7 separate regions of the Homo sapiens genome follow, and all the other regions are linked to region 1. A link is a contact called in ENCODE Hi-C or POLR2A ChIA-PET data. All regions are on one chromosome and are shown on one strand. Each heading gives the region's core, a stretch centred on a gene start or an enhancer-like site at or near the end of the contact. The rest is flanking DNA. Distances are from core to core; before and after follow the strand shown.

Region 1 (3,140 bases), core at 212-2,711:
ACTGCTGTCCCCTACCCAGCCTTGCCCCCTTCATCCTTTTGCGTTTGGTATTGAGACTCTCCTAGACTCTACTCCTCTTTCTTTTGTATGGACAGTTCCCCTTCAGTCCCATCCCCCTACACATACACCCAGCCGGGGCCAAATTTATACTTATATAAAAGTTGTAAATATGTGAAATTTTATCCCTGTGCCCTTTCCCCACCTCAGGCCCTACCCCTGGACCCTCCCCAACCTTCCTTCTCTCTTCTTTGGCTGTTGTAATTATCTGGGGTTTGTACTGTACATATCCGGGGTGTGTGTGTGTGGGCTGGGGGCAACCCTTCTGTACAGAGCTTCCTGGCCCCCTCCCCCCCCGCCCCTCTGCTTCCCTCCCCACCCACCACCTCAAGGGTAGGGAGTTGCTCTTCCTACCTGTTTTATTTTGTTTTCTCGTTCTCCCTCCCCACCCCACTCCCAGCCTTATCTATCCCCCCTCACTGTCCCCTTTTCTCCACTCCCAGCCCCATTTCCTTTTTTTCTGGAGTGTGTGGTGAAACAGAAAAAAACATGTTTAATAAACGGAGATTGTTCTTTTATCGCTGTGCCGACTTTCTTAGGCAGGGCTCTCCAGACCTGTACGGTGGTAAGATCTGCTTTCTGAAAGGAAGCTGACAGCCTGAGAGGAAAACCGTATATCCCCACCTGATGCCACACTCTCCTCATAGAATGTCACTCTCCCCTCCCAATGAGATTTTTTATATTTTAGAGCAGGAGTTTTGCACCGGCCAAACTTCTCCAATCTAACTCTCCCCTCACCACTGTGTCACTTAGTCCGAGGCCAGGAACAGCGGCGTTATCTGATAAAAGAGTTCATGTATATATCCACATTTATCTCTTTTAAAAATTACCTAGAAATAAGGTTTCTTTAATTGCTGGTTAAAATGCTCCCGTGCAGAAAACAGGAAAGAACCTGCCTGGTTCCTTAGCAAATCTGAGTTCCAGTCCCAGGTCCACTACTATTAGCTGAGTGACGCTTCCAGCCCGTTTCCCCCGCCTGGAAACTGAGGACGGCAACCCCCACCCTCGCAGGGCCGGTGGGAAGACACAAAGTGATGTGGGCAAGTGCCAGGCCCACATGGTAAGTACCCAACTAATCTCGCCCCTCTCAGGACCTACCGGGGGCGGGTGCTACACTTAATCACCGGGAAACGCAGCTTTCCGGGGCGGCTGACGGCCCACCCCCTCCGACCGGGCTGTTCTCTCCCGGGCCCTGCCTCTCGGTCCTCTGCAGCGGGGAGGACTTCAGCAGCTCCCCGGGACGCCCGTTGCGAGGACACCCTGGGCCTGTGCCCTCCTACTAGCACCGCCCTCCTCGTCTGCAGTAGCCAATCAACACGAGGCTTGTAGGCTGCCGTTCCTCGATTGGCTACGGCTCTAGCTCCGCCCGCCGCACTTGGCGACGGTGTCCGGCGGGGAGGCGGCGGCTTCCGGTCTGGGACGGAGCTGTAGCGGCACTGTAACTGCGAGGGCAGCGCCGCGTGTGTAACGGCGGGGGCGTGTCGGCGGGAAGGACAATCGGGCCGGGACTCGCGGTGTCCGGGTGACCGCGGCTTCCCGGGAGCAGACCTCTGTGGGCACTGTGAGGCGGAACGGAGCGGCGGGGCAGGAGCTGTTCTGGGCAGGTGAAGGCAGGCTGGTGGCTGAAGGACCTCCTTCTTATCTTCCACAGGGGCTGGAAGTTAAAACCCCTGTTGGTGTTTAGTGGTGGTGGTTGTTGTTGTTGTTTGTTTTTGCTTTCTTGGTGTGCGGGACTGATTTGCAGAAACCGCCACTGACTTAAAAGTTTCCAGTTATTGCTCGTGGGGAGGGGGTTGTTTGAGAAGATGTGGCTCCCTTTATCCAGGGCTTCTGTGACCTCCATCTTTTTCCTCTGCAGCCTTCATCCCGCGTGGAGTCTACCCCCAAGCCCTTCTCCTCTTCCCAATTCTTGTCACCTTCGAGGAGGCCATGGAAACCCCAACACCTTTGCCGCCTGTACCCGCCTCCCCGACCTGCAACCCAGCCCCACGGACAATCCAGATCGAGTTCCCACAGCATAGCTCGTCTCTGCTGGAATCTCTGAACCGCCACAGGCTAGAGGGAAAGTTCTGTGATGTGTCCCTCCTGGTGCAGGGCCGGGAACTTAGGGCTCATAAAGCAGTGTTAGCTGCTGCCTCTCCTTACTTCCATGACAAGCTGCTTCTGGGGGATGCGCCTCGTCTCACTCTACCGAGTGTCATTGAAGCCGATGCCTTCGAGGGGCTGCTCCAGCTCATTTATTCAGGGCGTCTCCGCCTGCCACTGGATGCTCTTCCTGCTCATCTCCTTGTGGCCAGTGGCCTTCAAATGTGGCAGGTAGTAGATCAGTGCTCAGAAATTCTTAGAGAATTAGAAACTTCAGGTGGTGGAATTTCAGCCCGTGGAGGAAACTCCTACCATGCCCTTCTTTCCACTACATCCTCTACAGGAGGCTGGTGCATTCGCTCTTCGCCTTTCCAGACCCCAGTACAGTCCTCTGCTTCTACTGAAAGCCCTGCTTCCACTGAGAGCCCTGTGGGAGGGGAGGGAAGTGAACTGGGAGAAGTGCTGCAAATTCAGGTGGAAGAAGAAGAGGAGGAGGAGGAAGATGATGATGATGAGGACCAGGGGTCAGCCACACTCTCTCAGACTCCTCAGCCCCAGAGAGTATCAGGGGTTTTTCCCCGTCCTCATGGACCCCACCCACTGCCCATGACTGCTACTCCCCGAAAGCTTCCAGAGGGTGAGAGTGCACCACTTGAGCTTCCTGCCCCTCCTGCACTGCCCCCCAAAATCTTCTACATTAAGCAGGAACCCTTCGAGCCTAAGGAGGAGATATCAGGAAGCGGAACTCAGCCTGGAGGAGCAAAGGAGGAAACCAAAGTGTTTTCTGGAGGGGACACTGAAGGGAATGGGGAGCTAGGGTTCTTGTTGCCTTCAGGGCCAGGGCCAACATCTGGGGGAGGGGGTCCATCCTGGAAACCAGTGGATCTTCATGGGAATGAAATCCTGTCAGGGGGTGGAGGACCTGGGGGAGCAGGCCAGGCCGTGCATGGGCCTGTGAAGCTAGGGGGGACACCCCCTGCAGATGGAAAACGCTTTGG
Region 2 (3,140 bases), core at 280-2,779, 240 kb after region 1:
ATGAGCCCAGTCAGTGTCTGGAGCTTCTGGTCTCAGTCCAGTGCTTTTCCTACCCCTGAAATGAAGTGCTAGTCCCCTCACCAGCCACCTCGGGCTCAGGCAGGTGTCACCTGTATGGCCTGTAGGACCTCGCTCATTCAGCCATTCGGGCTTCCCCTGAGTTCGAGAAATTCTCGCGTTTACTCCTGGAGTCCTCGGTTGCTGCTGCGGGAGGGCTGCAGCTGCGGCAGGGCAGGATCTCCACTAAGTGGCTGCTGCTTTAAATAGAAGTGACCCAAATAGCCCAGAGCGAGCTGTTGGAAGCGCTCATCCCGAGAACAAATGCCTCCAACCCCCGGAAGCTGGGTCCCCTCCAGCAGGTGACCCTGCAGTGGCTCTTGAAGGCTGATGGTTTCATTCCCGCCCTCTGCACCCTCAGGTCTGGAGAGGGACAAGTTTGATAACAAGACAGTGTCATTTGAGGAACACATCAAGCTGGAGCACAACATGTGGAACTACTTGTACTTCATTGTGCTGGTCCGCGTGAAGAACAAGACCGACTACACGGGCCCTGAGAGCTACGTGGCCCAGATGATCAAGGTGTGAGCAGGGGCTGTGCCAGGCCTGTGGGCCCAAACCAGCCATTCTAGAGTCATCACTGTGCACCAGAGGCCTCATGGTTTTAGCTTCTGAGTACCCTGGGCCCTGGAGAGGAGTGGCCCTATCTGACTGTTGGCCCTAGGAGGCCAGGCAGAGGGGCTCGGACAGCTGCAGACACTTGTTGAAAGGTCAGCAGGGCGAGGAGCAGCAGCTGGAAGCAGCTCTGGGCTGCACGGAAGCCGCTGCTGCAGAGGGGCCTCCTCACACTTCTGGGTGTCAGGAAAAATCCCACAGCAAACCCATGCGCCCCGAAGAACACGTGTGGTATCCCTGGGCCTGTCGTGCAGTGATGCTGAGGAGGGGTGGAGTTGGGGAGACCCTGCCCGTGGCCAGTGATCTGTGGGCCGCTCTCAGGGAGTGTTTTCTAGCTCGGTGGGAAGGCAGGCTGCTTCCTAAAAAGTCTGAATTAGATGATCCTGGGCTGAAGGGGAGCCTGGAAAAACTTTAAAAATCACTTACAGAAATCAAATGTCATCTGTCCAATTTCTGTAATAATGGAGTGAAGGCAATGAATCATAAAGAAGGAATTATTTATCGTTTAGTCTGTATTTCAAACTGATCTTTGTGTACAGGTTTATCTGTTGGTCTGAGAATTCACAGCTTACTACAAGGAAGCTGAGAATTGCTTGGTGCCCCCTCCCCCCCCGACTCCTCTGTCCTGGGAAACGTGGCTTTGCCTCCCAGACACGTGTCAGATGCCAGCTCTCCTCAGCGGAGCCTCCTGATCCCTCAATTTGCCATCTGTCTGACTCGCGTCTTCCCGGGGCGTGGGGCGTGCTTGTCAGGCAGGCGGGCGGGAGGAAGGAAGGAAGGAGATCCAGGGTCTGTCTGGGTGCAGAGGCCTTCCTCCACCTCTCAGGGGGTGTTATGAGAGTAAACAGATGGTGCTGATACCAGCAAAGGACTCAAACTCAGCTGCCGACGCTGCCTAACGGAAGTCAGCCTGTCTCGGTGGCAGAGGGTTGACAAGAGGGTTGACTGCCAGCTCACTCTGGCCCCGGGGAGGACCAGGTCAATTCAGATTTTCCCATGACACATCCCTGACGAGTAGTTTTGTTAAGGGTGTGGCAGAAGCCTCCCCCCACATTACTGTTTTTCTAAATGAGGCCTTTCTAGGCCGGGCCCACGCCTGCTTAACCCACTGGTGATGTTTTTCAGAACAAGAACCTGGACTGGTTCCCCCGGATGCGGGCCATGTCCCTTGTCAGCAATGAGGGCGAGGGGGAGCAGAATGAGATTCGGATTCTCCAGGACAAGCTCAACTCCACCATGAAGCTGGTGTCCCACCTCACTGCCCAGCTCAACGAGCTCAAGGAGCAGGTGTGCACCCCGCCTGATCCCAGGCCCACCCTGGGTTCTATCCCTGGGCAGTCCCTGCCTGCCTTCATCCTTCCTGACCCACCCTCTTCCCCACTGGCCTCTGGCCCTGGGCCTGGATGAGAAGGCAGGTGCCAAACCCACTCTCCCCTGCATGGCAAGTCAGACTGGGGTTGACAACCCCTGCCTTGGGCCGCTAAAGACAAGGCCAAGTGGAAACTTTAGTACAGGGTGGTGGGGCCCTCTGTCTCTCATCCCCTTCCTCTGACAGCTGCCAGGTAGGTCCTTTGAGGGGATCCCCATCACTGGAGATGGGGGAGTTTAAGGCCCTCTTGCCTAGACATCCTCTTCTGCATCTGGCAGTGCCTGCATGAAGATGAGGCAGCCTCTGTTAGTGGGCTGGTTTCCCAGCTGCATCAAATCCAGGGTTTGTGACACGCTAATTGAGAACAAGGGTTTGGTGCTGACATCGACATCCTTAAAGCACCCCGAGGGGCCCTGGCCCGCCGCCAGTGCCGAATAGCAGCTGGGCCCACAGGGGAAGACGGGTGCCAAGCTCTTCCACAGCACCCATGGAGGGAAGGTGCCAGGCGGCCTGACCAGGCCTGTTGGCATCTGCTTAACCCTAGATGACGGAGCAGCGGAAACGCAGGCAACGCCTAGGCTTTGTGGATGTCCAGAACTGCATTAGCCGCTGAGGAGAGCCACCGAAGGCCCCAACAGGGGATGCTCATCACTGGAGACTGCGACTGGGAAGAACACTGCCCCCTCCCTCGGGTTGGGTGGCCCAGCCAGCTGGCCAGCCTCCACTCCCACTCTGCCAGACACCCTGACACCCACCCAGGCTTTGAAGAGCATGGAGGGGGAGCCTCAGAGCTGACAGTCCTGCTTAGAGCCCTTAAAAAGACTTGAAAGTTCACTGGGACTCAGTTTACCTTAATGCCTTAGCAGAAGATAAATCCTACCTAGAGACCTTTGTTCCTTAAAGCAATAACTGACAACTCTTTGTAGTCCTCCTTGTGGGTAGTTAAGAGTGGGGTCACCCCTTTAACTCCAAGCACTACATTTTGGCGGCTGCCGGCCTCTGGGGGAGGTGGCAGTTATGCTGTTACTAGTGATTTTAGGGCTTTGTTATTTAACTTATTTCAAGGGTGCTGTGCTCAGCCCTGCCCATGGCTGTGCAG
Region 3 (3,140 bases), core at 369-2,868, 250 kb before region 1:
TCCTTTCCCTTTCCCGAAGGATTGTTCCCTTTCTCTGCCTGGTCTCCCAGGGCAACCCCCGCCGCCGGGTGTGAGAGGAAAGAGTATGTGTCACTGTGTATGCGTGACACTCCGGGTCTTTTTGAAGGGAGGGGTTCGTGCGTCACCCCTTTCCACTGGTTCTGCAGCACCAGTCCCCTCCCCCCAACTCCCTGGGTTCTTATGGTCCCCAAGGGTGATTTGTTCATGGCCCCATCTTGGTGTCCAGTCTGGCCTTGAAAGGGGGTCTTGGAACAGGTGGCCCTCCCCCACCCCTCTCCTTTCTCTGAGTCCCCCCCTCCCCTTTCTCTCCACCTTACAATAGCTGCAGCCGGCCTGGGGTCGGATGGGGGGGATTAGGGGAGGGGGCCAGGATTAGGGGAATGAACCAGCCGATGAAAGGGGCTGGAGAGAGCAGGAGGGAGGGGGCTGGGAAGAGGAGGAGGAAGGGGAGGGGGGTCTGCGCTAATCGACTCTGGCGCCCACATAAGGACTGGCCACGGACTGAAGGAGAGGACAGGGAAGTAGGGGGGAACTGGGGTGGGGGGCGAGGGCACCCACTGCTGCCTTGTCCCAGGGACAGGCCACCCCCTGGCAGCCGCAGCCCAAGTCCGGGAGCCTCAGCTCGGGCGGGGACAAGATGCCCATCAGGGTCTCTAACTGCCCCCCACCCCCTCGCCCTGTATCCCTCTCATTCCCTACACTCAATGGGGATCGCTCTGCCCCTTCCTCTTCTCTTTCCTCCCCATCCCCTTCGTTTACTCTAGAGTCCTCGAAGAGGCTTCTGCCCACTTCCCACTCCAGACATTCTGCCCCTGTGTACCCCACCCACACGCGCACCCCCCCTTCCCAATGGGAGCTCCATCTTGTGTATGTCCCTGTTTCCGCGTGGTGTCTCCATTCCCCCTTTCCTCCCGTGCGCCTCCCTCCCTTCCCCGCCCCGGGCCGCGGCTCCTGATTGTCCAAACGCAATTCTCGAGTCTATGGCTCCGGCCGAGAGTTGAGTCTGGACGTCCCGAGCCGCCGCCCCCAAACCTCGAGCGGGAGAGCGGGTCGGAGGGTCTAGGGAGAGCCAAAGCAGAGGGTGGAGGGAGTCCCCAGGGTGGTAAGGGGAATCCCGGGCACATCGGGACCTAGGTGTGTTCTCAGGACTAGAAGGCTAAAGCGGCAGATCTTTTGCAGCCTTTTCCCCCGGGATCCTGGAATGGGGGTTACGGAGAAGTGAGGGGGGTTGATCCCCAGAGTCGCCAGGGTACGCAGAGTGGGGGAGGTAGCCCTTTTCACGAGCCCTCTGTCCCCTCCTGGGGTCCCAGATATTCCAGGCCCCGGCCCCCCGGAGCTGAGGCCCCGCGTGGGGGCCTCTGGAAGGGAACCGAGGCTAAGGTTGTTGGCCGCGCGACGGTGCTGGGCCGGGGGCGGAGACCGTGGTTCCCTAAGTGGCGCAGAACTCCCGGGACGCAGGATCCTCACGCGGGACGAGCCCGTCCCGTGGGCGGGAGAACCGCGGCGTCCACGTCCCGTCCCACCCGCGCCGCGAATGGTGGGTGACGTCTCCGCCGGCGGGGGGAGCGGGTGTAGCGGAGGAGCAGGCGGAAGTGACGTAGGGCCCCAGCGCCCGGGCCATGGCGGCGGCGGTGGCGGGAGCTGCTGTCTGAGCAGCGGTTGCGGACCGAGCGAACTTGGCCCAGGAGCCCGGGCCTAGGGAGAGGCGCGGCGGCGGCGGGAGCGCGAACGGCTGGAGCTGGGTGAGGGGCAGTGCCGGCGCGGGGGCGGGAGCGGGGGCGGAGAGGGGCGCTTCTGGAGGGGCGGGGTCTACGCGAGGGGCGGCCCCCCTGACGCCCTCCTCCCCTTCCCCCCACCCCCAGCCTTCTTCGCCTTCTCCTCGGCTGTGGAGCCCTGGTGGGGGGTCTGCGCCCGGTCACCATGACGACGCCGGCGAATGCCCAGAATGCCAGCAAAACGTGGGAACTGAGTCTGTATGAGCTGCACCGGACCCCGCAGGTGACAGGCATTCTCCCTTTCAGGCTTACCCCCTCCCCCAAACCCTTATATCCACAGACCGCATCACACAGCTTCTTTTCCGTAATTTGCTCTATTCTGCCTTGCCTGGCCCTACCTTTGAATCACCTTAATCTTTCCAAAGCACTTTCGCATTTAGCTCATTTAATCCTCAAAACAGCCCTGCCAGAGAGGTGGAACAAGTATTATTATCTTCATTTGAAAGATCACAAACACAAAAATTACCTTCCCTGTTCCTCATTCAGTGTCATAAGTCAGTGCACATAAGACTCACTTTGGGAGTTTATTAAAAGCAGAGCTTCATGCCCCCCAACATTCTGATTCAGTAGTGAATTGGGTTCTCAGAATCTGAATTTTTAACAGGCACCCTATGGGGTTCTAATACAGGTAGCACCAGGACTTTAAAAAATTTTGTTGAATAGTTTTTCCCAACCACAGATTTGTGCCATCTTCACTCCTAGGCCACTTAGCCACCTCAGATCCTCCTATTCCAAAGCTCCTACTCTTAGTTAATGGACACTAAAGTCTGTCTTTTCTCCATTTGCTCCAAGTCATCAGTCCTTCTCTTTCTCAGAATTCTTGTCTCCTATAGAGACCAACATGGGTCTTCTCACTGTATTTCTCAAAATTCTTATTTTATGGGCTGCTGTTTCTAAAACCCCTTTCCCTCTAACCCACACCACCTTTCTACTCACTGATGCCTTCAGGAAGCCATAATGGATGGCACAGAGATTGCTGTTTCCCCTCGGTCACTGCATTCAGAACTCATGTGCCCTATCTGCCTGGACATGCTGAAGAATACGATGACCACCAAGGAGTGCCTCCACAGATTCTGCTCTGACTGCATTGTCACAGCCCTACGGAGCGGGTAATAGGAGAGACATGTTTGAGATGAGATGAAGGGGTACAAAGTTAGGGCCCTCTCACTGGTCTTGGTTCAGCCTAGGCTTCAGTTCCCTTGACTGACCACTCAGGGCTTCCCTTCTCCTACCCCAGGAACAAGGAGTGTCCTACCTGCCGAAAGAAGCTGGTGTCCAAGCGATCCCTACGGCCAGACCCCAACTTTGATGCCCTGATCTCTAAGATCTATCCTAGCCGGGAGG
Region 4 (3,140 bases), core at 441-2,940, 210 kb before region 1:
GCAAACGCCCGCCCCCCACCCCCTGCCGCCCTCGCCTTATGCCGAGACTTTGCTGTTGAACACGAAGTAAACGTTTCCCAGAAAGCCCAGTTTAAGAAACAATTCAGGGCGAGGTGAGGGCACAAAGGTAGAGAAATAAGGGGAAATGATATTTCTTTAAAGAACAGAGATCCCTGAATAGCACCGGGGGCCGTTACAGCCCATGAGGACATCTCCGAGTCCTTCTATATGACACTAGGGACCCCCGTGCCATATACAGACACTGTTCTCAGAGATTAGGAGGGGGAAAGAGGATATTGCCACAGTTCTGTCCTTCGAAATGACTCCAGATGCTTCTGAGTCTGTGAGGCCCCTGTGTCCGTCATCAGCAAAACAAGTGAGGGAGAAGTTTGAGGAGTGATGACCCTAGCAGTTATGGGTTTAAGCCTGGGAATCTTAAGCCACAGAGCAGAGGATTTGGGGGCTGAAGAAAAAGACCCTCCGCAGCTTCAGCGCGAAGAGGGCGGCGGGGACCGGGGTGGTGGGGGTGGAACCTCGCCGCCTTCCGAAGCAGGAGTAAGCTGCAGAGGCTGCGCGGGGGTTTGAGCGGAGCGAGAACAGCTCCTTCCCTTGATCATGCTGCCCTCCGGAGGTCAGTTTAGGTATCGCCGCTCCCTTTCACGCTGTTTTGTCTCTTCACCGTCTGTTCTGGATCATCCTGTCCAGAGAGACCGTTGGGTCAGAGGGTTCCTGTGGACCCCTGGGGCGAGCTTAATGTCCCCGAAAACTGCGTGCTCCAGTATCACTTGAATGCCCACCGGGTTCCGGAATCACGAGTCTCCAGAGCTGTCCCTTCGCCCCACGGCTCACATTCCAGGTCTGCCCCTCAGTGACTTCTGCAACAACACGCGCTTCTCGATCAGCTCTGAGGATTTGGGTTCTGCGACGGACAGGGGAAGGAAAGAAGGAAGGCTGTGAAGAACCGTGGTGCCTGCCTGCACAGCCCTCCTCGCGTGCGAGCATTAGTTGGCTAAAGTCGCCTGTCTCGACAGTCTCCCCTGCGGGGTATCTGGGGACCCTTTCTTTGGGAATCCACGCTCTTTGTCAGAGTAGCCAATGCCTCTCCTGTCCAAAATCTCATACCCTTGGCCCTTCTCCCGTCCTCGCGCTGAGGCTGGAGTCAGGTCAAATGTCAGAACATCTGGATGTCCCAAGAGTGACACCTGGGAGTGGGTGGGCAAGAAACCAGTAGCGGGAAGGGAAAGTGGAGGAGCAGAGGATTCCCGGGGCCGGCGTCTGGGGTGAGCTCGCGGCCCCTCAGAGCCTGGCACATCGCCGCCTGGCATCCGGCAGGCGTGAGGGAACGCATAGCGCAGCGAGTCAGGCGGGGTAAACCCGGAGCAACGCGGAGGCGGTGATCTGGGCAAGGGCGAGGTCAGTTAAGGACGCAGTTCTGGCCCCGCCCTCAAGGCACGCCTGGCCAATCAGGAATCGCTGATTCACCAAGCCTCTCCTCCTGCGCTCGCCCTCTTCTGCACTTCGGTCTCAGGCGCAAACACGTTCAAAGTCGCTAGGCCAAAGCGCTGAGATACGGTTTCCCAAGCCAATTAGAGAGCGGCTCTCGGATATGGGGCGGAACCCTGAAAAGGCGAGAGCTGAGATGCCGCTCCGTTCTGCCTTACCACGCCGCCCCCCAGCGTCCGCCAATTAGGAGAGCCCGGAGCCGGATCCACTCTCAGCCTCAGGAAGCAGCAGCCTCCGCTCCGCGGCGGGTGTGCTCGGCAGTCACAGACCCACTCAGGACACCTCCCGTTGCCGACGGGCTAGACCTGCATCCGAAGGGCCTAAGCGGGGAGGAACCGCTTTCCACCACTCTCCAGGGACCTGGGGAGGGAATGTTTAGGCCGTAGGGGTGGAGGACACAGGAAACGTAACATTTTTCCTTAACTGCGCCTCTCTTCTTAGGCCTTAAAGGGGTCCCCGTGTCTCTCCAGTCTAGAGCCTAAGTTCAAACGAGGCGTATAGGCGAGGACAGCAGGAAGGCTCCAAGTCAAACAAACGGATGGTACGAATTTCGCCTGGTCTAGCCCTGCCCCAACGGTGTGGGTGTGGGTTGGGTGCTGCAGCCCCCGAGCAAGGGGCTGTCACAGCCACAACCAGAGGAGCTATGGAGCTGCTACGGAGGAGGGATTCCAGAGTCAGCTTGGGCTTGTCCCAAGGGAGCCCTTGGGACAGTGTCTGGGGCTGCGCGGCCTGGTTCTCATCCCTTGCAGCATCTGCTATTTTAGCCAGGGGCCACCTTCCTCCAATGGCCTGGGAGTAGCTAGAGGTTAGAGGTTACACCCACCAGAAGGGATGTAAGCCCAGGAAGTAGTCAGAAAGGAAAGGTCATTCTAGAGATGGGGCCACCTGAAAAACCTTCAGGAGGAAGGAGAAAGGAAATGGGATAAGTGTCATGTCATACTAAATATTTATTTTCTGCAGACTGACTTCGGAGTAATTCTTGAGCCAGGAGGGGAGAGGTTAGTGTTCAAATTGCTGAGATCTTAGGTCAAAAAGCTACAGAAAAGAAATCACTTTGAAAAACACAATGACTCAGAGGCAGTCACCCCTTGCCAGCAATTCCAAGAGCTGAGGAGGCTTCATGCCTCAGGACATGGTGACTAGTTGAGTGAACCAGAGATTGAGGCAGTGGTTTTTACAGGGGAAGAAACAAGCCTTGGGTGTATGGGAGCAGGAAAGGAGGGTGACAGACTGGAGAAATGATAAAGGCCATTTTGGAAGCCCACAGGGAAGTGGTCTTGGGAAACCTGAAGACACTGGGATATTCAGAAGGCCAAGGGGATCCAGCTTATCCTGTTGGGCAAGGTGCTGGGAGTGAAGGCAGGTAAGCCATGTCAAGGGCCTGGGAAGCAAGGGGAAAACTGGAAGGGGTACCCCAGGTGAAGAAGGGTATGGAATGGGGTGCAGAAGTCCATGGAGATGACCGGCAGATCTCAGGGCGGTTTCTGGCACATCAGAAGTTGGGCTTATGCTTCTTGAGCTCCACCATAAGGTGGTGAATGTTGATGAGCTCAGCCCGGGCAGGGAGGGCTCGGAGCTGCGGCTGGGACAGCACCCGGTGGAAGCGATGATAGAGCTGGATCAGCTGGGTCAGCGCT
Region 5 (3,140 bases), core at 88-2,587, 180 kb before region 1:
TCCCAACTACTTAGAAGCTGAGACGGGAAGATTGTTTGAGGAGATCAGGAGTTCAAGGTCAACCTGGGTAACACAGGGAAACCCGTCTAAAGAAAACAAAAAAAGGTAAAAGACAAGACAGTGCAGTGGAGGCCGGACGCAGTGGCTCACGCCTGTAATCCCAGCACTTTGGGAGGCCGAGGTGGGAAGATCACGAGGTCAGGAGATCGAGACCATCCTGGCTAACACAGTGAAACCCCGTCTCTACTAAAAAATACAAAAAATTAGCCGGGCGCGGTGGCGGGCGCCTGTAGTCCCAGCTACTTGGGAGGTTGAGGCAGGAGAATGGCGTGAACCCGGAAGGTGGAGCTTGCAGTGAGCCAAGATCGCGCCACTGCACTCCAGCCTGGGCGACAGAGCAAGACTCCGTCTCAAAAAAAAAAAAAAAAAAAAAAAAGTGCAGTGGAGATGACCGAATGAGGAAAGCTAGGAATTGCAGAGGATAGAGCAGAACTTGCACTTAAATTTAAGACCCTCAGACTCCTGCCATCTTGGGTGTTCTATCACACCTCTGGGGAACCCCAGGCTTTCTAGAAATGTCAAAACACATAGTGTTTACCTGCATGCCAGGTGCAATCTTACACATATTCATCTAATCCTAACGACGATGTATACAATAGGTTCTATCTTCCTCACCTTAAAGGTGTGAGAAATGATGGCACAGAGAAGCTGGTTAACTTGCCCAAGGGCACACAGCGTGTAAGTGGCAGAGATAGAACTCAGGCAGTCTGGCTTCAGAGGCCATGTTCTTAACCTTTACACTATACTACTTCGTGACTCTACCCCAAAATGTGGAGTGAAGTTGAAATTTTGTGCCCCAGAACATGAGTTTCAGCCACTAGGGTCCCGCTCAGGGTCGGGTCTGATCACAGGGAAGGGTACGGGGAGCCAAACAGGTAATATCACGGGTAGCAGCCAAGTTCCCACCCTTGTGCCTAAACCCAGCTCAGGTCTTTCTGAAGCTAGGAGCACCGGAACTACGGAGGAGAAACAGCTCCGCGCTCTCACCAGCGGGCCCTCTTCCTCCTCCATATCTGAGGTCCCAGCCCGCAACACCAGTTCCCGGGCCGCAGCCGCCATGGTCGCAGCGGCGGCCATTCCCCGCAGCCTCACTTCCGGCAACTGTCAGTCCCGGCGAGTCCGTTCCCCGGAGTGGAGCTACAAGTCCCAAAGGGTCTTCCTCAGCGCGAAATCGTTCCCAGATATTTGAGTTAAGTTGTTTGACTCCAGCTGTCCCCTTTCAGCTCTAACCACTTCACCCAACTGCAAATGGAAATATGGAAGTCTGAAACACAAACTAGCCCCGGAACCTTCGCTGTTCTCTTACCTATGAACCTTACGAACTGTAAAGAAAGGCGCACCGGAAGTTGTGGTACCCAAGCCATACTCTCATAAATCCAGCCAGGTCGCGCTGAAACAGTTTCCGGAAGCACTTCTCCTAGATCGCACCGCCTCTTCCTCCTGGAAGCTATATAATGATATCGCGTCACTTCCGCTCTCTCTTCCACAGGAGGCCTACACGCCGCCGCTTGTGCTGCAGCCATGGTAAGACTGGAATCCGTGCCGTGATCCAGCGGCATCGCAGCTCGGGCAAGGAAAGCCGGCTGTCAGGGTTCTGGAAACGTCCTGCCCTGAGGGCCTGCGACTTTCTGTATGGAGCCTTGGATCGCGTCCCTGGAAAGGGACACCAAAGATTTCCAATTCCGGAGAGCGGGCCCGAGGAAGGGTCACTGCTCGGGCGCACGAAAGCTGTCTAAGGCTTGGGCGTATATGGGGAACTCTGGCTTTTGCCACGCACTTTTGGGAATGGGCAGGAGACCTGCTTCCTCTCTCCAGAGGTTGCATTTTCCCAAGCTTGAACGCTTCATGTGCCTACTCTGCAGGACTGAGGAGTTTGCTCTGTGGTGTGAAAACCTAAGGAATGGGGGGCGGGTGTCTTGCCACTTGTGTGACAGGCTTAACCTTTTTGTATGAAGTTCGTTTGCCTTATCGGCCTTACTGTTTGATAGTTTACTGTGTCTGATTTCTTCCCCCGTACTTTTTCAACTAGTCTCTAGTGATCCCTGAAAAGTTCCAGCATATTTTGCGAGTACTCAACACCAACATCGATGGGCGGCGGAAAATAGCCTTTGCCATCACTGCCATTAAGGTAAGTGAAGTAGGGTAAGGAATAGGGAATGTAAATGAGAATTGGGTTGTGAAGACATAAGCAAAAATGAAGCAAGGCTGGGGAGACTTGAGTCTCATCCAGATCACCTTGACTGCTGGATTAAGAAAAGAAAGTGGTTTAGGGAGAGACTGACCCCTTTAGCATTTACCACAGAAAATAAGTGATTAAAGCCAAGATAGTGGTCTAAGGTCAAGCCAAAACATTTCACCTGGGGAAGTGGGGAGGAGGTATGGTTGCTCACCCGAATTCGCTAAGATTTTCCTGAACCACGAGCTTGTGAGATTTCTTCTAGATTCGGTTTCTTTACCCATCCCACCATCATAACAGCAACCCTTCCTGCGAAATTTATATTCCCTGAGAATTGGAGGATTATTGGGCATCTTGAGGGATAAGTAGAAATACCAACAGATAAAAAGTGTGAAGAAGCCTGTAGATGGAGGGTGGAAGAAGTCTGAGTGGGACATTTACTCAGATGAGCCATAATTGACACTCCTTTCCTGTCGAAGTGTGAAGGAGTACATCCATCTTTCTTTGGCTTTTAAGAATCGAATCAATGAATGCAAGAATATTATTTCACTTGAGTATTTCTCTCCACAAACCTAATGAATTCTTGGCTTTCTAGATACATAACGTTCTTTTTTTTTCCCTTAAGTCAGAATGTGTAGTTAGTTGTGGAAATAGCCTACCAGTATGTGTCCATGCGTGCAGGGCTAGGCCTGTCTTCTTGGCTTCTGTTGCATGGTAGGTACTTAGGCGACGTTAGGGAATGGATAGTAGTAGGGATACTGTTGGCTCTGTTGAGGAATTTGTAGAGGGAAATTCCTTCTGTTGGGTGCTCTGTGAAACTAATAAGGCAGTGTGAAATACTGTACTTATTTCAGAGACCGGCTGTGAGGCTTAAGTAGAGGTGCAGCATTCATAAGTGTAATAG
Region 6 (3,140 bases), core at 386-2,885, 170 kb after region 1:
TTGGCTTCTGCCTCCAGTTGCCAGGAACCTGCCGTGTGCCCTTGATGGGTGGTGTTCCTTCTCTGGGCTTTGGTCATCTCTTTTTGGCACAGTGGACTGGATGAGGTTTTTTAAACTGCAGTTTGCAACCCATTTGGGACATTAAAAAAAACCAGTTCAGTGGGTTACAATCAGCATTAAAGCAACAACAAGAACACAACTGAAATAGAATAGAAAATATCAGCATGCATCAAAGGTCATAAAAGTAAGTATTGTTTGGTGATCTATTGTTTTGCTTATATATAGACGAAGGTGTGGACTGGTCTGCTGTAAAACTTGTTACTGTTTGCCATGGTGAAAAAACAAAACAAAACTGTAAAACACGGTACTTAGCGATCCTGGAGGTGTCCTTCCCTCCCACATCGTTCCTGGGGGTCTTCGTAAAACAAACAAACAAACAAACAAACAAAACAACAACAACAACAAAAAAACCACTGCCTGGGGCTCTTCTCCTCCCAGGGTCAGCAGCTGTCTCTTTGCTTTTAGCTGTCTCCACCCCTCCCCTAGCCTCTCTTCTTCCTGCTTCAGTCACCGAGTCCCCTCCTCCCTCTCTCCCAGGGACAAACGCCCCCCCACAACTCAGGAAGTGGGGTTGGGGGGTCCGAAGGGAGCAAAAGTGATCGGATGGCGGTGGCAATGGGCACCCTATCTTAGGCGTTCAAATAAAGGACTAGGAAGCAAACACCCAAGCACCGGGGAACAGAACAGAAAGTAAGCGAGCCCGGGACGCGAATTTGAGGGCAGGACTTCGGGAGCCAGAGCCTGGCGGCGCTGCCGCAGCGGGTCACTCCCAGGGGGCCGGCACCCAGACTTGGCATCGTTAGCGCTTGGGTGCTCTGTCAACTAGCGAAGGTAATTTTCATCCCTGCTTTTTTTTTTTTTTTGAAAGGAAAGACGGAAGGAGCCAAGAGTTTTGGAGCCAACTCCTGGAGAGGGAGCGGCTGAACTGATTCGGAAGTTGGATCTCTTTGTACACAGGAATGCGGAGAGAAAAAAAACAAAACCCACCCCATTGCTTCATTTCCCCTCCAAGCCTGAGCACTTTCTATTGTGCAATGAAAAGGCTTTTCACGTTGAGAAAAATGAATCCCGAATTTGCTCTGCAAAGGGATGAGCGCGCCTCTGGGCGCCAGCCTGCTCTCAGCTGGGCGCGGAGACCGCGCGGTGGCCGCAGGGCGGCCGCGGCCAGGGCGCTCCAGGGCGCGCCCTCCGCGAGCGGCTCCGGGGTGACGCCCGCCGGAGAGCTGGACTCCCCCTTCCGCGGGCGCCTGCACTGGCTCTTAGCCAGCCGAGGGCCCGGGTGCAGATAGTCCGGGAACCCCGAGGGCGGAGAGCTCCCCACTACGCCTGGGCCTCCCAGGGATGGCAGCTCCGAGAGCCCCCTAGACCCGGTGCCTTGCAGGACGCCTCTGGAGATCAGGAGGGCTGGCGGCGCATTCGGCGTCCGGGAGGCCGGGCCCCGGACGCGCGAGGAGCGCGGGGCGCGGGAAGGCAGGCGGGTGCACATGGGTGCCGGCGGGCGAGCTGCGGGGGGAGGGGGGGCGGGGTGTGGCCTCCCCGCCTCCCGGGCGGGATTTGCATGTGTGTGGTGGCCCCAGACTTCCTGCTCCTTCTACGCTGCAGGTACGCGCGGGCCGGGCGGGGCGGGCGGGCGGCGGGCGCGCCAAGACGTGGGCACCTCCTCACCCGGACCCCGGGCCCCGCCGAGCCGCCTCCTGGCTCCCGTGGCCGCCAGCCCGCCCCGGCCGCACCGAGCGTCGGGATCCGAGGTGGGAGCGTACCCCTCCCCGCTCCCCGGACGCCTCAGTCCTCCGCACTGAGCTTGGCCACGCGCCCCTAGGCGCCCCCCACGCCCTGGGCCCCGGAGGGCCGCAGCCATGAGTGAAATGTCCAGCTTTCTTCACATCGGGGACATCGTCTCCCTGTACGCCGAGGGCTCCGTCAATGGCTTCATCAGCACTTTGGGGTGAGTGAGCCGAGCTCGAGAGGGGCGCGGGTAAAGAGGGGGCGCCGTGGGCCCTGGTGCCAGCTGCGTGCGTCCAGCCGCCGCCCCCCGATAGAGGCCTGGACGTCCCCCTAGTCTCAAGGAGCGGGAACGGCTCGCCTCCTTCTTTTACAGAAAGGAAGTGAAGTGTTTGCTCAGGTAGGACTCGGGCTCCCTACTGGAGTTGGCAGGAGGAGCCTCCCTCGGCGGCGCAGCCTCTACCCTCCCGCGCACGCCTTTGGAGGGGGCGGAGGGACGGAGGCTTCCTTTGCAGGTGGTCCCGGGGGCGGGCAGGTGGGTGGCTGGAGGCTGAGTTGGGGAAGGGCAGCCGGGCCGAGACGTGCCCGGCTCTGAGGGTAGGGCGGAGCTGTCGGGAGTGGGCAGGCTCAGCTTGGAGCCCGTAATCCTCTATTACCGATCCCGTGGTGCCTTTGAGGGGTCGCACCTTCTCCTCACAGCTCTCTCCCTGTTCTTCCCAGCTTCAGTAGGAGTGTCTTCTCAGCCCTCCCCTTCCAGGCTTCAAGGTCCTGGCCAGCTGCCCCTTCTCCCCGCCTCTCCCATTCAATTTCCTGCGCCGGTCATCTGGCGCCCTTGGGTCCTTGGTTCTAGCTTCTCTCCAGCACTTCACAAACATTAATTAATTCTGGCCGCCACCTCCCAGGGTCTGGGCTGGATGAACAGGGAATCAGTTCACGTCCCTGGAGAGGGCCAGGCCTGTAGCAGGGAGAGGGCAGGAGAGAAATTAGGTAGAGAGGATGGGTTTATCTTCAGAGGAGCAGCTGGATGTGATTCGCTGGATGGGAGCGTAGGTGGTTTCTCCAGCCAGACCCCAGGGCAGGGTCGGCTATCTTTGTCCCGTTTACAGTCTGGGGGCCTGGGTTAAATTGTCTCATCCTCCCAACCACACATGGCTGTCCTCTAGGGTACACCCACCCTCCTCTGCTGATCCACTGAGTGGGACCAGCCAGCCGCGTGGTGCCTTCTTTCTGATGGCCTTGGAGGACAACCTGGCACCCTCAGCTCAGGACTGATGCTGGACAGGGCCCGGCTCACCCCAAGCCTGGGAGGTGAGGGGTCACTGGTCTCTCCCAGGGTTGCTGGGAGTTTAGCTTTCATC
Region 7 (3,140 bases), core at 425-2,924, 160 kb before region 1:
TGACCCCAGGTCTCCCCCACTGGGGCCCAGACAGCCCCACCCCAGCCGCCTCAGGGCCCCGGTGGAGTCGAAGGGGCTGCAGTGGAGGCGTGGATGGAGTACAGGAATTCTGATCCTGGAGACCCCCAAAGCCCCTTCTCCCCAGAGCTGAACCCACACACGACAGAGAAGCAGGGTACAAAGGGCAGGAGAGGGAAGCGAGAGGCAGCAAGCCAGAGGCAGCGACTAGGGGTAGCTGAAACCTCAGTCCAGGCACTGCCGCATGCCCCGCCCCTCCCGGCCAAGGACTATACCAGCCCAGAGAATTAGTCTTTTTCAGGACCCCTTTCACCCTGGTCCCTCGGGTAGCGCCTCCACTATCTCAGCCCTAAGGGACCCCCGAAGGTAGCAGCTCCAATCCCAGTACAGGAAGGAAAAGGGGAAGTGGGATGATAGGGGGTTGGGGGCGGTAGACTCAGAGAGTCACGTGGCCCCAGCCCCTCCCCCGACCGATCCCGAAAAACCAGCCCTGCCAGTCAACCTGCCCTCACCTAGGATCTGGACCTAGGAGTTTAGGGCCTCGGGGCCCCAAATCCAAATTCTGGCCCCTCCTGAGGCCCGAAATCCTGCTCCTGGCCACCACCATTAATCCCTAATGAAAACAGATGACCACTCTCTACCCACCCTAGGATCTTTCCTCCAGGTCCCAGAACCGTGGCTTCCCGGCCTCTACCCAGGACCGGGGCGGGGCGGGGGGGCGGGGGGAAGGGGGAGAGAGGGAAGGAGGGGTCACGAAATCTGAGGGTTCCCTCCCCAATCCCAGAGTCAGAGGAGCTGGTTACTGTGGAAACAAACCCCTCCCCGCCAAACAAAAACAAGGAGGGAGACAGGGACCAAGACACGACTGCTCAGAGAGGTAGGCACACTCAGGCAGGCAGAGGTGGAGGGCCAAAGACCCGCAGGGACAGGACAGCCAGCCAGAAGTTCCAGGCAGGAACAGGGCAGGTTCCTGCGGGCAGGTCCTGAGTCACACTGACAGAGAACCACGGAGACGCCAGGACTCCCCGCAGCAGAGAAACGGGCCGACACCCAGGGAGGCGCGAGAATAACTGAGGCAAGGAGGAGGAGATGTAGGGACCCAGAGACAAGAGAAAAGTGGAGACTTCAGAAATACATACGCCCCCTACCTCCCACCACCCGCGTCTCACCTCTTCTTCTTCCTCCTCCTCTTCCTCCTGCCCCCCGCCCACGACCAGGCCACCTGGGCCCCCACCCTCTTCGGGGTCCCGGCTTCGGAAGCTGCTCAGTACGACTCCCCCGGGGGGGCTCGTGTCCAAAAGCAGCCGCAGGGGCCGCGGGAGCATGGCCGAGTGAAGGAATCAGCGGGGTCGGGCCATGGGGGCGCCTGGGGAGAGACGGGGTGGGGTGGGGGTGGAGAGTCAGGCAGGCGCGGGGGAACCGGGCAGGGAAGGGACGTGGGTGGGTGTCAAGAAGACCGGAAGGGAGTTCTGCAGGAAGGTTGGGGGAGGGGGCAACAGAAGGGTGGAATAGGGGGGCCCTTGGTGCTGTTGGGGAAGGAGGAGGTCACGAGTACGGGGACGCGCAGGGTGCTCAGGCTCTGACCTGCTCGGGAGGGGTGGGGGCAGCGTGGGTCCTGAGCCGCTGTTGCCGTCGGTCTCCGGCCCCGGACCGAGTCCCCTCCCCGGCTTTTCCGTACCCCCTTGAACCCCCCCGCCGGGCTCCTGGGCCCTCCCGCCCTTTCCGCTCCCCCCCGCGTCCGCCCGCTCCGAGAGCAGGAGCCAAAAGGGGAAGGAAGTGAGGACAGGAGCCAGGGCCGCGGACTAGGGGAGCGCTGGACGCTCAGGGACCAGGACCCAGGCGCCCGAGTCCCCAGCTCCACTGTCCTCCGCCTCTACACTCGGGGATTCTGGAGACCACGTCGACCCGCAATGAACTGGAATAAAGATTCCAGTCTCCAGCCCCTGGGGGAAGGCAGGAGCAGAATTTGACATTCCCTTCCCCAACAATAACACGGCTAAAACTCCCGCGGGAAGCGTTTCAGGCGGAGAGAGAGCCGGTCACTCCATCCCCACGGGATTACCCTCCCTACCACAACCCACGAATGTAGCTGACCGAAATCCCGGCCGGGTTTTCCGAAGGGCCCTCGATTCCCGCCCCCTCGGCAGGGGGCGGGGCAGGAAGCAGCCACATCCGGTTCCAGATTCGGCTCTCAGAGGCTTCCGGCGCCGAGACCGAGATCCCCGTCGGCTCGGTGTATCCTCGCTGGTGGAGTACCCTCTGCTTGAGCGCATCTCATGCGCCAGTAGTGGCGCCCGCCCCGAACGGTGTCGACGGGGCGTTCTCTGAGCGGTTCAGGGTCACTGGAAGGGACCAGAGGTGATTGGAATATTCATTGAGCTTGGAAAGGGGTTGGAATGAGAGAACCGTTTGGAAGCACTGGAATACAGCTTTATTCCTACACGATTAGACCCGTTACCCCGTGGGTCTGGCCGACCGTCCTGACTCGGAGATCCCTGAGCTGCGCCGCCGCTTCCTTCGTCAACATCCAGCAGCTACTTGATGAGCGCCCTCCAGTGGGCCTTAGGTCCCTATGCCGGCGCGGGGTTACAGCAGTGGACAGACAGGCCAGTCCCTGTCCTCGAGGAGCCCATGATCCGCGGGGAGACAGGCATTTAACGACGACTCACACGATCACTTAAATACAACTGTGGTGAACCGCACAAGAGGGACGCGCGGCGGTCTGCGGGGAATGACGAGGCCGACCTCGTCTGCGACCCAGGGAGGGCAAGGGTGGACCAGGCAAAGGGAACAGAGGACTGGGACCTGGAGGTGGGCGGGAGGCGTTTGGTTCATTGGAGGAAAGGAATAGCCCTGTGTGTGATGAGCATTGAGAGGAGGTCTGGCGAGCACCATCTAGGGCTGAAGAACTAGGCAGTGGCTCCAGCGCGGGGCGGTGGGGGGGACAAGTGAGCCAGGGCAAGAAGAATGGATTTGGCCCTAGAGTACGGGTTCTCCAAATGTAACCTCGGCCCTACAGATCTCTGAGACTATGTCAGGGGGTTTGTGAGATTTTATAACAAAATTAAGATGTTAGTACAATATCGTGTTTCGCCGCCGGGCGCGGTGGCTCACGCCTGTAA

The links. Hi-C counts contacts between places; a loop is a spot of excess contacts on that map. ChIA-PET counts read pairs that join two places held with the same protein, here RNA polymerase II (POLR2A). Pooled maps may share reads with other maps.
Region 2: a loop to region 1 is called in a map of CD8-positive, alpha-beta T cell, with 3 times the contacts of the local background. The contact joins the enhancer-like site here to the promoter of ZBTB9 in region 1. A Hi-C loop is called at or near these places in 4 of 168 maps with a recorded cell type or tissue (CD4-positive, alpha-beta T cell, CD8-positive, alpha-beta T cell, IMR-90 and 1 more), 1 of 37 single-sample maps with no recorded cell type and 12 of 50 pooled maps. POLR2A ChIA-PET finds 5 or more read pairs at or near these places in 3 of 52 experiments (CD4-positive, alpha-beta T cell, H1 and activated naive CD4-positive, alpha-beta T cell).
Region 3: a loop to region 1 is called in a map of aorta, with 2.5 times the contacts of the local background. The contact joins the promoter of RING1 here to the promoter of ZBTB9 in region 1. A Hi-C loop is called at or near these places in 2 of 168 maps with a recorded cell type or tissue (aorta and naive thymus-derived CD4-positive, alpha-beta T cell), 1 of 37 single-sample maps with no recorded cell type and 14 of 50 pooled maps. POLR2A ChIA-PET finds 5 or more read pairs at or near these places in 3 of 52 experiments (AG04450, GM12878 and HepG2).
Region 4: a pooled map shows a loop between it and region 1 (11-fold over the local background). The contact joins the promoter of HCG25 here to the promoter of ZBTB9 in region 1. A Hi-C loop is called at or near these places in 11 of 50 pooled maps. POLR2A ChIA-PET finds 5 or more read pairs at or near these places in 6 of 52 experiments (CD4-positive, alpha-beta T cell, CD8-positive, alpha-beta T cell, HEK293 and 3 more).
Region 5: a map of CD8-positive, alpha-beta T cell shows a loop between it and region 1 (21-fold over the local background). The contact joins the promoter of VPS52 here to the promoter of ZBTB9 in region 1. A Hi-C loop is called at or near these places in 1 of 168 maps with a recorded cell type or tissue (CD8-positive, alpha-beta T cell), 1 of 37 single-sample maps with no recorded cell type and 10 of 50 pooled maps. POLR2A ChIA-PET finds 5 or more read pairs at or near these places in 18 of 52 experiments (A549, A673, CD4-positive, alpha-beta T cell and 14 more).
Region 6: a map of CD8-positive, alpha-beta T cell shows a loop between it and region 1 (8-fold over the local background). The contact joins the promoter of ITPR3 here to the promoter of ZBTB9 in region 1. A Hi-C loop is called at or near these places in 2 of 168 maps with a recorded cell type or tissue (CD4-positive, alpha-beta T cell and CD8-positive, alpha-beta T cell), 4 of 37 single-sample maps with no recorded cell type and 14 of 50 pooled maps. POLR2A ChIA-PET finds 5 or more read pairs at or near these places in 6 of 52 experiments (B cell, CD4-positive, alpha-beta T cell, HEK293 and 3 more).
Region 7: a map of CD8-positive, alpha-beta T cell shows a loop between it and region 1 (20-fold over the local background). The contact joins the promoter of RGL2 here to the promoter of ZBTB9 in region 1. A Hi-C loop is called at or near these places in 1 of 168 maps with a recorded cell type or tissue (CD8-positive, alpha-beta T cell), 1 of 37 single-sample maps with no recorded cell type and 11 of 50 pooled maps. POLR2A ChIA-PET finds 5 or more read pairs at or near these places in 8 of 52 experiments (A549, B cell, CD4-positive, alpha-beta T cell and 5 more).

The regions. Positions count from the first base shown.
Region 1 is chr6:33,453,115-33,456,254 of GRCh38, forward strand. It overlaps ZBTB9 (zinc finger and BTB domain containing 9), which reads left to right and starts at 1,462. Exons shown (of 2, transcript NM_152735.4): 1 at 1,462-1,661; 2 at 1,916-3,140. The coding sequence starts at 1,987. It overlaps SYNGAP1 (synaptic Ras GTPase activating protein 1), which reads left to right. Exons shown (of 19, transcript NM_006772.3): 19 at 1-575. It overlaps SYNGAP1-AS1 (SYNGAP1 antisense RNA 1), which reads right to left and starts at 1,291. Exons shown (of 3, transcript NR_174954.1): 1 at 1,156-1,291.
Region 2 is chr6:33,693,127-33,696,266 of GRCh38, forward strand. ITPR3 (inositol 1,4,5-trisphosphate receptor type 3) reads left to right here. Exons shown (of 58, transcript NM_002224.4): 56 at 419-579; 57 at 1,798-1,959; 58 at 2,586-3,140. The coding sequence ends at 2,654. Among named protein-coding and RNA genes, the nearest start is that of MIR3934, 3.4 kb to the right of the region's middle. RefSeq lists enhancers at 1-521, 1,334-2,533. Within about 2 kb of position 1,530, at least 18 of the 41 ENCODE cell types and tissues checked have a DNase peak (open chromatin) inside an H3K27ac peak, as active enhancers do; they include CD4-positive, alpha-beta T cell, CD8-positive, alpha-beta T cell and mammary epithelial cell, where a contact is called at or near this core.
Region 3 is chr6:33,206,882-33,210,021 of GRCh38, forward strand. It overlaps RING1 (ring finger protein 1), which reads left to right and starts at 1,619. Exons shown (of 7, transcript NM_002931.4): 1 at 1,619-1,763; 2 at 1,884-2,019; 3 at 2,745-2,905; 4 at 3,034-3,140. The coding sequence starts at 1,942. It overlaps MIR219A1 (microRNA 219a-1), which reads left to right and starts at 954; the gene lies at 954-1,063.
Region 4 is chr6:33,247,846-33,250,985 of GRCh38, forward strand. HCG25 (HLA complex group 25) reads left to right here and starts at 1,691. Exons shown (of 5, transcript NR_044997.1): 1 at 1,691-1,810; 2 at 1,945-2,044; 3 at 2,771-2,866. It overlaps VPS52 (VPS52 subunit of GARP complex), which reads right to left. Exons shown (of 20, transcript NM_022553.6): 20 at 2,433-3,140. The coding sequence ends at 2,996.
Region 5 is chr6:33,270,539-33,273,678 of GRCh38, forward strand. It overlaps VPS52 (VPS52 subunit of GARP complex), which reads right to left and starts at 1,338. Exons shown (of 20, transcript NM_022553.6): 1 at 1,048-1,338. The coding sequence starts at 1,137. RPS18 (ribosomal protein S18) reads left to right here and starts at 1,537. Exons shown (of 6, transcript NM_022551.3): 1 at 1,537-1,584; 2 at 2,090-2,188. The coding sequence starts at 1,582.
Region 6 is chr6:33,619,687-33,622,826 of GRCh38, forward strand. ITPR3 (inositol 1,4,5-trisphosphate receptor type 3) reads left to right here and starts at 1,636. Exons shown (of 58, transcript NM_002224.4): 1 at 1,636-2,005. The coding sequence starts at 1,917. RefSeq lists silencers at 1,134-1,443, 1,474-1,593, 1,644-1,813, 1,824-1,973, 1,853-2,038 and enhancers at 2,560-3,109, 3,110-3,140.
Region 7 is chr6:33,297,268-33,300,407 of GRCh38, forward strand. It overlaps RGL2 (ral guanine nucleotide dissociation stimulator like 2), which reads right to left and starts at 1,675. Exons shown (of 18, transcript NM_004761.5): 1 at 1,603-1,675; 2 at 1,188-1,384. The coding sequence starts at 1,343. It overlaps TAPBP (TAP binding protein), which reads right to left. Exons shown (of 8, transcript NM_003190.5): 8 at 2,427-3,140. RefSeq lists enhancers at 26-553, 640-1,140, 2,843-3,140 and a silencer at 1,908-2,086.